3 separate regions of the Homo sapiens genome follow, and regions 2 and 3 are each linked to region 1. Evidence: chromatin contacts called from ENCODE Hi-C or POLR2A ChIA-PET data. All regions are on one chromosome and are shown on one strand. The core of a region is the stretch at or near the end of the contact, and the rest is flanking DNA. Distances in the headings are between cores, read along the strand shown. Region 1 holds the start of PRKAR1A (protein kinase cAMP-dependent type I regulatory subunit alpha). Region 2 holds the start of CDC42EP4 (CDC42 effector protein 4). Region 3 holds the start of ERN1 (endoplasmic reticulum to nucleus signaling 1).

Region 1 (3,197 bases), core at 410-2,909:
TCCATTCCCCCCTGTAAGCCTGATTGCCCTTTTGATATCGCCTATGTATCCCTATCAGAAGGCAGTGAATAACATAACTAAATAAATCATCTGATGGACAGTACCCTTAGAGCCTGGTGGATTTGGGGGAGCAGTCGGCCTCCGAGGGCAGCGCTGCCCAATAGGAATATAATGGGAGCCATCTGTGTAACTTTAAACTTTTTAATAGCTACACTAAGAATTAAAAAACAAAAGTGAAATTAACTTTAATATTTTACCTAATATATCAAAAATATTATCATTTCAATCTGGAATCAATATAAACACTATTGAGCTACTTTTTTGTATTGTGTTGAGTTCATGATTTACTTTAAACATACAGCCCTTGAAGTATATACAATGTTACTACAACAGCTCCTGGACACTTGCATATGTGTGTATTTTGCTTTTTTGTATTGTGTTGAATCCATTATGAATTTTAAGCACACGGCCCTAGAAATATATACAATGCTACTAAAGCAGCCCCTAGCCAGACACTTGGACATGTTTCCTTGATGGGCCTTCTTTATTGAGTTACAGACTTGATGTGTCTAAAATTGTACCGTCTCCCTTTTCTTCCTCCTTAGACAGATACTCTGATGGAAAAAAAAAATGGCTGAAAGAGTAAAGTCGCTTTTCCTCCGAATTTTCCCCATTAGTGCAGCTTGTCTGGACAGCTGCGATTTCTTGTTGGGTCACAGGGCATTTTTGACAATCTGCACGCTCTGCACTTCTCCCTCTGTGAGGTCAGGAGTGATGGGGGGGCACTTCAGGTTCTAGAAGGACTCAGGCCTCCTCTTGGACCCTGACAAAGTCCTTTCCCGTGCCTGGTTTCCACAGGGACGGTGTTGCCTGCACAGACGACAGCACCCCCGGCGGGGGAGAGCGGCCCCAGCGGAGACTCGGCAGGGCTCAGGTTTCCTGGACCGGATGACTGACCTGAGCCCGGGGCCCGGGCGGCGCTGGCCGGGCACAGGATGCGCGGCCCGGAGAGCGCATCCCGGCCATCCGCCCGCGCTCGGCCCCGCAGCGCAGCTGCTGCAGATCCGCGGGGGCCGCCACCTCCTCCGGGGGCTGGCAGCGACAGGACTCTCCCCGCCCCGGCCCGGGGCCCTCCCTTGCAGGGGCTGCGGGGAGGAGTCGCCCACCTGTCATCTGAGACGCCCCACGTGGGTCGGCCAGGGAGGGGGTGGAAAGGAGGGAGAAAAGGCAGAGGCGTCAAGGGAGGCCGGAGGGAGAGTGGGGTGGACAGAGGAGCGGAGGGACGAGAGGGAAGCGCACGATAGCTGCGCGGAGAGAGAGCGAAGAGCAGGCGGAGGAACAAAGGCGACCCAAGACACCCAGAGAGGGACAGGTAAGGAGGGGCAGGTGAGCAGGAAGGAGGAGAGAACCGGGCTAGGGAGACTGCGGAAAGGAGAAGTGGCGGGCGTGAGGAAACTGCTGTGGATAAGGGACGAGTAAGATGGAAAGAATGGCGGAAGACGAACGACCGCAGAGTGAGGGTCCTTCCAAGAGCGACCAGGGGGGAGGAACTGGGGCTGTTGCGCCCTTAAGGTTGCTAAGGCGACGGTTCTGGCCAGAGCGAGGCGCATTGACGTCAGTAGCCGAACGCTGATTGGCTGCGGCCAGGCCGTTTCCGGTGGAGCTGTCGCCTAGCCGCTATCGCAGAGTGGAGCGGGGCTGGGAGCAAAGCGCTGAGGGAGCTCGGTACGCCGCCGCCTCGCACCCGCAGCCTCGCGCCCGCCGCCGCCCGTCCCCAGGTGAGTGGGGTCGGCCGGGGGCTCAGGCGAGGTGAGCTTCGTCGCTTCGCAGCCGGTTTGCGGGAGCTGGACCGATCCAAGATGGCGTCACGGGGAGCGACCTGCAGGGGGACGGCCGCACCCCCTGCCCCTCCCCGGCCCGGCGGGCGCCTCCCCGCAGGCCTCACGCCCCCGGCTCCGAGTCTGCATCCTCAAGGCCGTCTGGGCGTTGGCTTTGGTGCGGGGCTCCCCAGCCGCCCCGCTCGCGCTCGCTGCCCCCACCCCACGGCTCCTGGGGCCCTGGGCCCTCCGCGGCCCTCCCCGGCCGCCTTCGCCCCCGCGCGCCGCGGCCTCTTCGCTCACCCTCCCCCATTTCCTGAAGGACAACGGCTCTATTTTACTGGGGTCCGCCATCGTCTCGTCCGCCGGTCCTGGCTCTTCTTGTAAGCCGGTAGTTTTCCTCTCCACTTTTGACGACTCGTCATTGCTAGCAGTAGCCTTTCCTCTTCATAGCGGAGTGATCTTTCCCCCAACACGACGGTCTTAGTCGGGCTCCTGAATTTCCTCTTGTCCCCTTTCACCTCTCTCCCTTTCCCAATTTTGCCCCCCTGAGGCCTCCTCGCCACCACTGTGGCCTTCCGACTGGCGTAGCTTGAAGTCTCGGCTTCCCTTCATTTTGTGGTCATGACCGTGGCCTACGTGAAGTGAAGGGCATTTTCCTGCCCTTCTTCTAGAAAATACACGGTACCTATTAACCTCTTCAGCTCAGAGCCTGTGGTGACGACCGTCCTACTCCTTGAGAGATTCCCAAGAGATCCGTCTTTTTAGCAGAGCGAGGAAAGCAAACACTTACTCAAGATGACCCTAGGGGAGCCGTAACTTGGCTGGTCTAAGGGGGTGCGGTCTGAATCAGGAACAGTTTCTCAAAGTGTTTTTATTTATTTCCCAGAATGTAATCCTTTCGAAACAATTTTGTCACAACTGAATTTTCAAAAGAATGAATCTGAGTGTTTTGTTTTACATAGAGACAATGCAGCGAAAGTTTTAAAGCAGTTAAATAATTGTGTGTGGGGAGGGAAGGCTAGGTTGTTGGGCTTTACAAATAAGTACACATAGAGAATCCGGGTAACTCGATTAAAAATATTAAGACTGTGAAGTCTGGTTATTCAGGGATTTACATGGTGACTGCATTAATTTTGGTACATTTCTGTTCGTATACTGTCCTATTACCGGTGGCTATCTTTTTGGTTTTCGTAATACATTAGTTGTTTCAAACAAAAACACAGTTTCACTCCTTAGGCCCAGTTCTCTCATCTCTACCAGCCAAAGACCTGATCTTAGAATGATTGATCATTTGAATGTTCTTAAAATATGACAATGCTTTGAAGCATGAAAGATCTGATTTATGATTGTTCTTGGTGGCCTTTAAGTATTATTTGA
Region 2 (3,197 bases), core at 490-2,989, 4.8 Mb after region 1:
CGGGCGGGGGCTGAGGGAGTTATTGGAAACCCAGACTGCCAAAGAAGTCGCCTTGCAGGAGGCCCCTGTCACCGGCCCCTCATTATTTACACTCGCTGGATGGGACATTTCTCTGGTACAGATGGCTGCTGGGGTTCGGACGAGAGAGAGATTTTCCCTCCAGCACCCTGGACCCTCAGGGGAGGGCAGGGGGCTTCGCAGCGACGGGGGCTCCCAAGGACTCCACCCGGATCCAGCTGCTCAGCTATCTGGGCAAACAGTGGGCACCGGGCACACAGTAAGGGATGTGGGAGCCGGTCAGATTGCAAGGGGTGGGAGTCGTGGAGAGAGAGAAGTTCCAGAGGCAACGAGAAAAGAAAAGGCATTGTATTTCCCCTCCATTCTCCCAGGGAGAAAAAGAAAACTTCCAAAGCCGAGGCCGCAGTCACTGGGAAAACACAGGGAACCTGGTTTGAGTTAGCAGCGAGCACCCCTCCCCCAGTCACACACACACACACACACACACACACACACACACACACACACACACACACGCACTTCAGTCCTCTCCCAGGAAGCTGGCTCAGCCTCAGCCCCGGCTCCCGCCCAGCTCTCCAGCCCTCCCGGCCGGGGCACTCACCGGCTGACGGGATCCCCGCGGGCAGGATGGCTCCTGGGGGACGCGCCGGGGGCAGGGGGCAGTTTTGTAACCCCGGCTGGGGGCGCTCCGGAGAGGGGGCGGGGCCAGGGACGGCCGATCCGCGCGCACCCGCCCCAAGCGGGCGATTAAATCATTAACCGACCGCTCCCGCCTGCGATCCCGCTGAGCGCGCTGAGCTCGGGGCGCACTAGCCCAGGAGCGGCCGTCTCCCCGGCTCCAAGGGGGCGGGTGGCTCGACTGCCCTCCCCCCGCACCCCGCCAGGAGGCGCCTCGGCCTCCCGGGCTTCCGAGGGAGCGGGCGGGGCGGGAGCCTGGCGGGGGAGGGAAGGGTTCGCGGGGCGGGAGTAGGGGAAAGGAGGACCATTTGTTCCTTCGGCCATTCCCTTCCAGACAGCTCCTTCCCTCTGGCTTCCCGGCCGGGTGACATTGGGTGGCGTGTGCTGCAGTGTGTGTACGAGAGCGAGATGTGTACACGCCTCTGCCCGTACAGGCGGAGAATTCGGTTCTTATTCATGGAGAACTCCGGGCGCACACACGCCCCCCTCGCGGAGATCGCGGGCCGCGCGCCGCCGATTGCTGCGCTCCTGCCCACACCGACACACACCCCATTCCTGGGAAGGGGGAGGCCCTTTAAAACCGGCCCCCAACCCCCTCAGCGGCACCCTTGGCCAGGGCCGGGAGTTCCAGCGTGGAGAGAGGAAATGGAGTCCCGGCAACGCTGCGCCCGGCTCCCTGCCACCTCCTCCTCCACACATCCCGCTCTGCCAGGACACTAGGTGCGCAGCTTAGGGTCCCAGGCACCGCGGTGGGCGCGGTGAAAAGCGCGAGCGCCGAGAAGTGGGGGCTCCGCGCCCTTCTCCCCGCGCCGCGGCCTCGCATCCCCAGCTTCGATCCTCTCTGCCCCACAGGGGGACTCGAGACCCCCAAGCCCACCCAGGGCACCCAGCGCGAAGGCGGCTACCACAGACAGAGGCGGTTGCCCGTCGCCTACCTCGGTCCCCGGAGACCCGAGCTCTGGGCCGGCTGCGCTGTCCCCTTCGTGGGCTCCGCGCGGCGGAGGGGCTGGCGGCCCCTGTCAGCGCCGGCGTTTGTTTCCCTCTGGCTCTCGGGCTTTCAGGGCTGGGAGCCTCCAGGACACTCCCCTTCCAGGCTCCGCCCGCGCCCGCCCCGCGCAACCCTCCCCGCGCACCCCTCTGCGCTGATGTCACGGCGCCGCAGCAGCCAATGGCCGTCGGGAACCTCTGCCCGACTGCTCGGCCTCCTCGGTTCAAACTGAAAGCCTGAGACTTTCCCAACTCCGTATGGGGCAGCCTGGGCCCGCCCGGCTTCCGGGAGACACTCCCGCCCCAGCCTGCGCTCCGGCCGCGAACCCCCACTGGGGCCCCCAGGGCCAGGGGCGCGTCTCCCTCCGGGGGCCTGGCGCGAGGCTCTTTTGAGGCTCTTCCCCATTCGAGCCGGGGCAAGAAACCAAGAACTCCAGCCCGGGTGGCGTTCCTCGTTCCTGCTCCCTCCCGGACCTGCTAACCACCTGGCTGCAGTACTGTCGGGAGATGGGGCAGGAGGGCTGGCGCCACCAGCTTCGTGGGTGCCATCCCAGACTCTCGCTGTAAACGAGGGAGCGGGGAGGAGCCGGCCAGCCCCGAGGCCAGGCTTGGACTGGGCGTCAGAAATGTTTCTACAGGGTGACAGCCCTTGAGCTCCCCGCATCCCCGTCTGTGCCTTTGCCTCCTAAGTATCAGCTGAGGCTAAATTTGCACCAGGTGAACGTCAAGGAGGATCAACTCCTGAGTCCCAGAGCCTGAATCCAAGTCCCAGGCCTTGGACTCTATTCTTTTTAGAGGAATAGTTTCAGTTGAAATGATCATTATCAAGGTAGAATGCCAGCTGCGAAGTAGTCAACTAAAGTGGACAAGGCGCAAAGTGAAAAGTTCCCTTGCCTCTAGCTGAACCCCACCCTCGGTTTTTAAAGGAAGTGAGGGTGAAGGCCCCAGACTTTCCCCATGGCTGCGAGGTCCCTAAGCCCTCAGGAACATTCTGCTTTCTGGGGACAGCACATTTCCGTTTCCCTCTGCAGTGCGACAGCAACCAGCTCTTGAGAGCTAATGGTTTGGCCACTCCATCCTGCTGTGAAAATTAAGTTCTGGGCTGGGCGCAGTGGCTCATGCCTGTAATCCTAGCATTTTGGGAGGCCAAGGCAGGTGGGGGGTCACTTGAGGTCAGAAGTTTGAGACCAGCCTGGCCAACATGGCGAAACCCCATCTCTACCAAAAATACAAAAATTAGTCGGGCATGGTGGTGGGCGCCTGTAATCCCAGCTACCCAGGAGGCTGAGGCGGGACAATCGCTTGAACCTGGGAGGTGGAGGTTGCAGTGAGCCGAGATCGCGCTATTGCACTCTAGCCTGGGTGACAGAGGTAGACTCCATCTCAAAAAAAAAAATAAATGAATAATAAGTAAAATCAAATTCTGAACTGGACATCTGGAGGGAAAGGTAGGGTTTGGAGCCACTTGGGAGGCAGACACTGTGGATTCAAACCCTGGCGGGGTTATCATGGAT
Region 3 (3,197 bases), core at 363-2,862, 4.4 Mb before region 1:
AGGAAAGATGTGGCAAAGGAAACCATTATACACCTATCCCTTGACGTTATGAAATGATCGAATTCATGTCAAACATTTGGTCATTCTGCTTATACCTTCGTTTGTGAACAGATGCCAGGCAGTAGTTACCAATCCAAGGTGAGGTGCTCAAGTTCAAAACCTGACCTTAGTTGTAAAAGTGGGGTTTTTATTTGAAAGAAAAACTTAACTTCCACAAGTTCTATTATAAAGAGTCTACAAATTTTCCTTTATTTAAAAAAAAAAACCCTGAATTTGAAAAAGGCAACCTTATTTATTTACTTCTCCTGTTTCCAAATTCTTGTTACTCCAAGAGTACAGACAGTTATTTACCTAAAATGCAAAACCTCCAAAGAGTTCACACGGTGGCTGGCACTCAGGCACACACATGTCAGTGCTCTACTGGGACACCTGGTACATGATATCCCTATTAAAGAGTACACAGTACCTTTAAAGAGGTCATTAAACAGAACACGGACAAATTTGCCACGCTCACATCCTGAACAATACATTTTGTGAAAAACATTCGCTAATTTAGGTTCTTCCAACCAGAAGAAAAAAAAAAGCCAAGTCTCCCACAAAGTGCCCCCAAATCCACAGCTGAGTGAAGGTCATAAAGAGTTAAATGAATGTAAACCAGGCCCTATCATTCGTCTCCTCCAGAAAAAGATGAAAAGACATTTCTGATGGCCCCAGGTGCTCTCCCACGAGGAGACAGTCTTTCATTTGAGGTTCTGAAGCGGCCTCACCTCGAACCCATGCGGGATCTTCCAAGAGTGCAATTCCCACAGCTCCACTTGCTCAAGGAAGTCTCGGTGCACAGAAGGAAGCCTGCAGCCTCCCAGTACCAAGAAACCGGCAGGGCAAGTGGCAGAAGCCAGCTCTCGGGTGAGAGTCCTTACTCCCTGTTGCATTCGTTCCCCAAAGTTTTCGAATTTTTAAAAAGTTCAAACAAGGATTCGAAGCGCAGGACAGACCCTTCCCCTGGATCCCAACGCCCTTTCGGCTCCTCCGCGGCCCCCGCCAGGCAGCGCCGGCGCCCGCCCGCGAGGAGGAGGGTCCCGCAGGTGGGCGGCCTCCTCAGGCCGGGGCCTTCTGGGACCCCCAAGTGCCGTGCAGGACGCCACGAAGTTGCGCCCGAGCCCGCGGGGTCCGGGGAGCCGCTGCCCGTGACAGCCGCGCTGGCTTGGGAGGCTCTTCGGGCGGCCGACGCCTCGGTGGGGCCGCGACTCCCGTCAGGGAAGCTCTCCCGGCCCGGTGCCGCCTCCTACGCCCGGCCCGAGCCTCCCACGGCTGGGCTCACGGGGCATCTGGCCGCCGCCGTCGCGCTCCCAGCTCGGACTCCAGCCCCGGCGCCGCGACGCTGCCCCGGCCCCGACCCGGCCGTCGCGAGCTGTCCTCCACCCCACGCTCCCCGGTCACTCACCCCGAGGCCGGGCAGCAGCAGCGTCAGCAGCAGCAGCAGCCGCCGGGCCGGCATGGCGAGGACTCGGCCCTGGCTCCGGGGGCGGTACGGACAGAGGACGGGGCGGGGGCGCCGCGACGACAGCGAGGCGGTGACCGAGCCTCAGCGGACGCAGAACTGACTAGGCAGCGGCGGCACCCCCATTCCCGGCCCTATAAGCGCTGGGTGCCGCGGCTTCTTCCGGTCGGGGCGGAGTTGCGGGCGGGGACGGGGCGGGGCCAATCTAGGGGCGTGTTCGGGGCGGAGATGGGGGCGGGCCGAGGGCGTGCCCCGGGCGGGGATGTGGGAGGGGCTGGCTCGGGGCGGGGCCGAAGGCGGTGCTGGCATCTGGCTGGCTTCGCTCATGAGGCGTCGGCGGCTGTAAAGGACCAGGCCTCGGCATCCAGCGTCTGGGGGCGCTGGGGGATCGAGGCGCGAAGCTTGTCTGTGGCTGGGAAAGACCGGCAATGCCCCACCAGGCCGTCCCATTAACCCTGCCGAGGGACCTGCCGCGTCAGACTTCATCGGGGAAAAGGGCGGGACACGGGCGGTCCCGGGTGCCTAGAAGCCTCCTTTTCGTCTTTCCGCCGTGGTGGAATCATCCGCAAGGTTTACCGAGGCGACCTCCGGAGCGAAGGTTTCAGCAGCTACCGGAGGCTTCCAGCAAACACGGCGCAGCTGCCCCGCGCGGCAGTCGCAGTGTTCACAGCCCTAGGGTTCTCCAGCTGTGCCTCGTCTTCTCTGGGGCCCCTTTCTTCCTTTTCCTTGCCCTCAGGAATTCCCCTCAAGTCATATCCACCAGCCATCACTTCCGCTTGGAATGAACCACGGCCAAGTCACTCACCAAAAATTATAAGGAGGAAACCATTTCGGCCACTTGTGTCACGTGCGTTGATGTGACACGTGTGGATGTGAAGTTTGAGATGGTCTGCGTCACAACTCGTTGGAGGGAGTGGGTGGGTTGAGGCCTCCTGCAAGGTCTATGTGAGGGTGTGGAGTACTAATTAGAGTTAAAGAGCTCGGCAGCTGTTTGGTCACTGGCACTGGCCTCCACTGAGAGGGACATGGGTAGGGAGGACACGTCTTTTGCAAGGAAAGACAGTAAACTGAGATTTGGAGCCCAGGGAAAGGTATCTAACTTATCCTAGGAGAAAAAGAAAACGGCTATGAAATTCTCTAATTTTTCCTGACTTGCTTATATGAGAGCCTAAGATTTTTCAGGTTTGAAGGAAAAGAATAAGCACTCCTAGACAAAACAACAAAGTAGTAGTGGGGGACTGGCCAAATGTCCAGTCTGTGTGCATTGTGGTCAATCTTATCCAACTAAAACAGACCAAAATGACAGTAAGCCCAAATCCTGCAAATAGAGCTCCCCATTCCTAACCCCCTAGGCCTGGATTACAGTGAAGGGACTAAGTCCTACCGCATGCTGGAGACTCCAACACATCTCTGTAAGAGTGGGAAGAATCTTGGCAACTGTGAAAACAGTAGAGACATTTTGAAAAGTGTTACCTGAATGTCTAAATGCAAACAGAGGTTTGGGATTGGCAGAGAGATGTACTGAGAGGCCCAGCACTCCTGAGCAGTATAGCCGGGCTTCCAGGGAGGCCTACAGCCCTGAAACTGGGAGGAGCTCTTTATTTCTTGACCTTTTATCTTTTCTTTTTAGAGATGAGGTCTCACGGTGTTGCCCAGGCTGCTCTCAAACTCCTGGGCTCAAGAGATCCTCCCCAGT

Evidence for each region. Hi-C counts contacts between places; a loop is a spot of excess contacts on that map. ChIA-PET counts read pairs that join two places held with the same protein, here RNA polymerase II (POLR2A). Pooled maps may share reads with other maps.
Region 2: a loop to region 1 is called in a map of HCT116, with 29 times the contacts of the local background. The contact joins the promoter of CDC42EP4 here to the promoter of PRKAR1A in region 1. A Hi-C loop is called at or near these places in 1 of 168 maps with a recorded cell type or tissue (HCT116) and 6 of 50 pooled maps. POLR2A ChIA-PET finds 5 or more read pairs at or near these places in 1 of 52 experiments (GM12878).
Region 3: a loop to region 1 is called in a pooled map, with 2.1 times the contacts of the local background. The contact joins the promoter of ERN1 here to the promoter of PRKAR1A in region 1. A Hi-C loop is called at or near these places in 1 of 50 pooled maps.

What each region holds. Positions count from the first base shown.
Region 1 is chr17:68,510,771-68,513,967 of GRCh38, forward strand. It overlaps PRKAR1A (protein kinase cAMP-dependent type I regulatory subunit alpha), which reads left to right and starts at 1,660. Exons shown (of 11, transcript NM_002734.5): 1 at 1,660-1,778. RefSeq lists silencers at 841-1,200, 1,621-2,130 and enhancers at 1,134-1,707, 1,461-1,550.
Region 2 is chr17:73,310,262-73,313,458 of GRCh38, forward strand. CDC42EP4 (CDC42 effector protein 4) reads right to left here and starts at 1,740. Exons shown (of 2, transcript NM_012121.5): 1 at 1,632-1,740. RefSeq lists silencers at 489-618, 629-1,178, 1,629-1,888, 1,959-2,118.
Region 3 is chr17:64,128,532-64,131,728 of GRCh38, forward strand. It overlaps ERN1 (endoplasmic reticulum to nucleus signaling 1), which reads right to left and starts at 1,613. Exons shown (of 22, transcript NM_001433.5): 1 at 1,445-1,613. The coding sequence starts at 1,498. RefSeq lists silencers at 1,124-1,573, 1,664-1,793 and enhancers at 2,214-2,413, 2,464-2,513.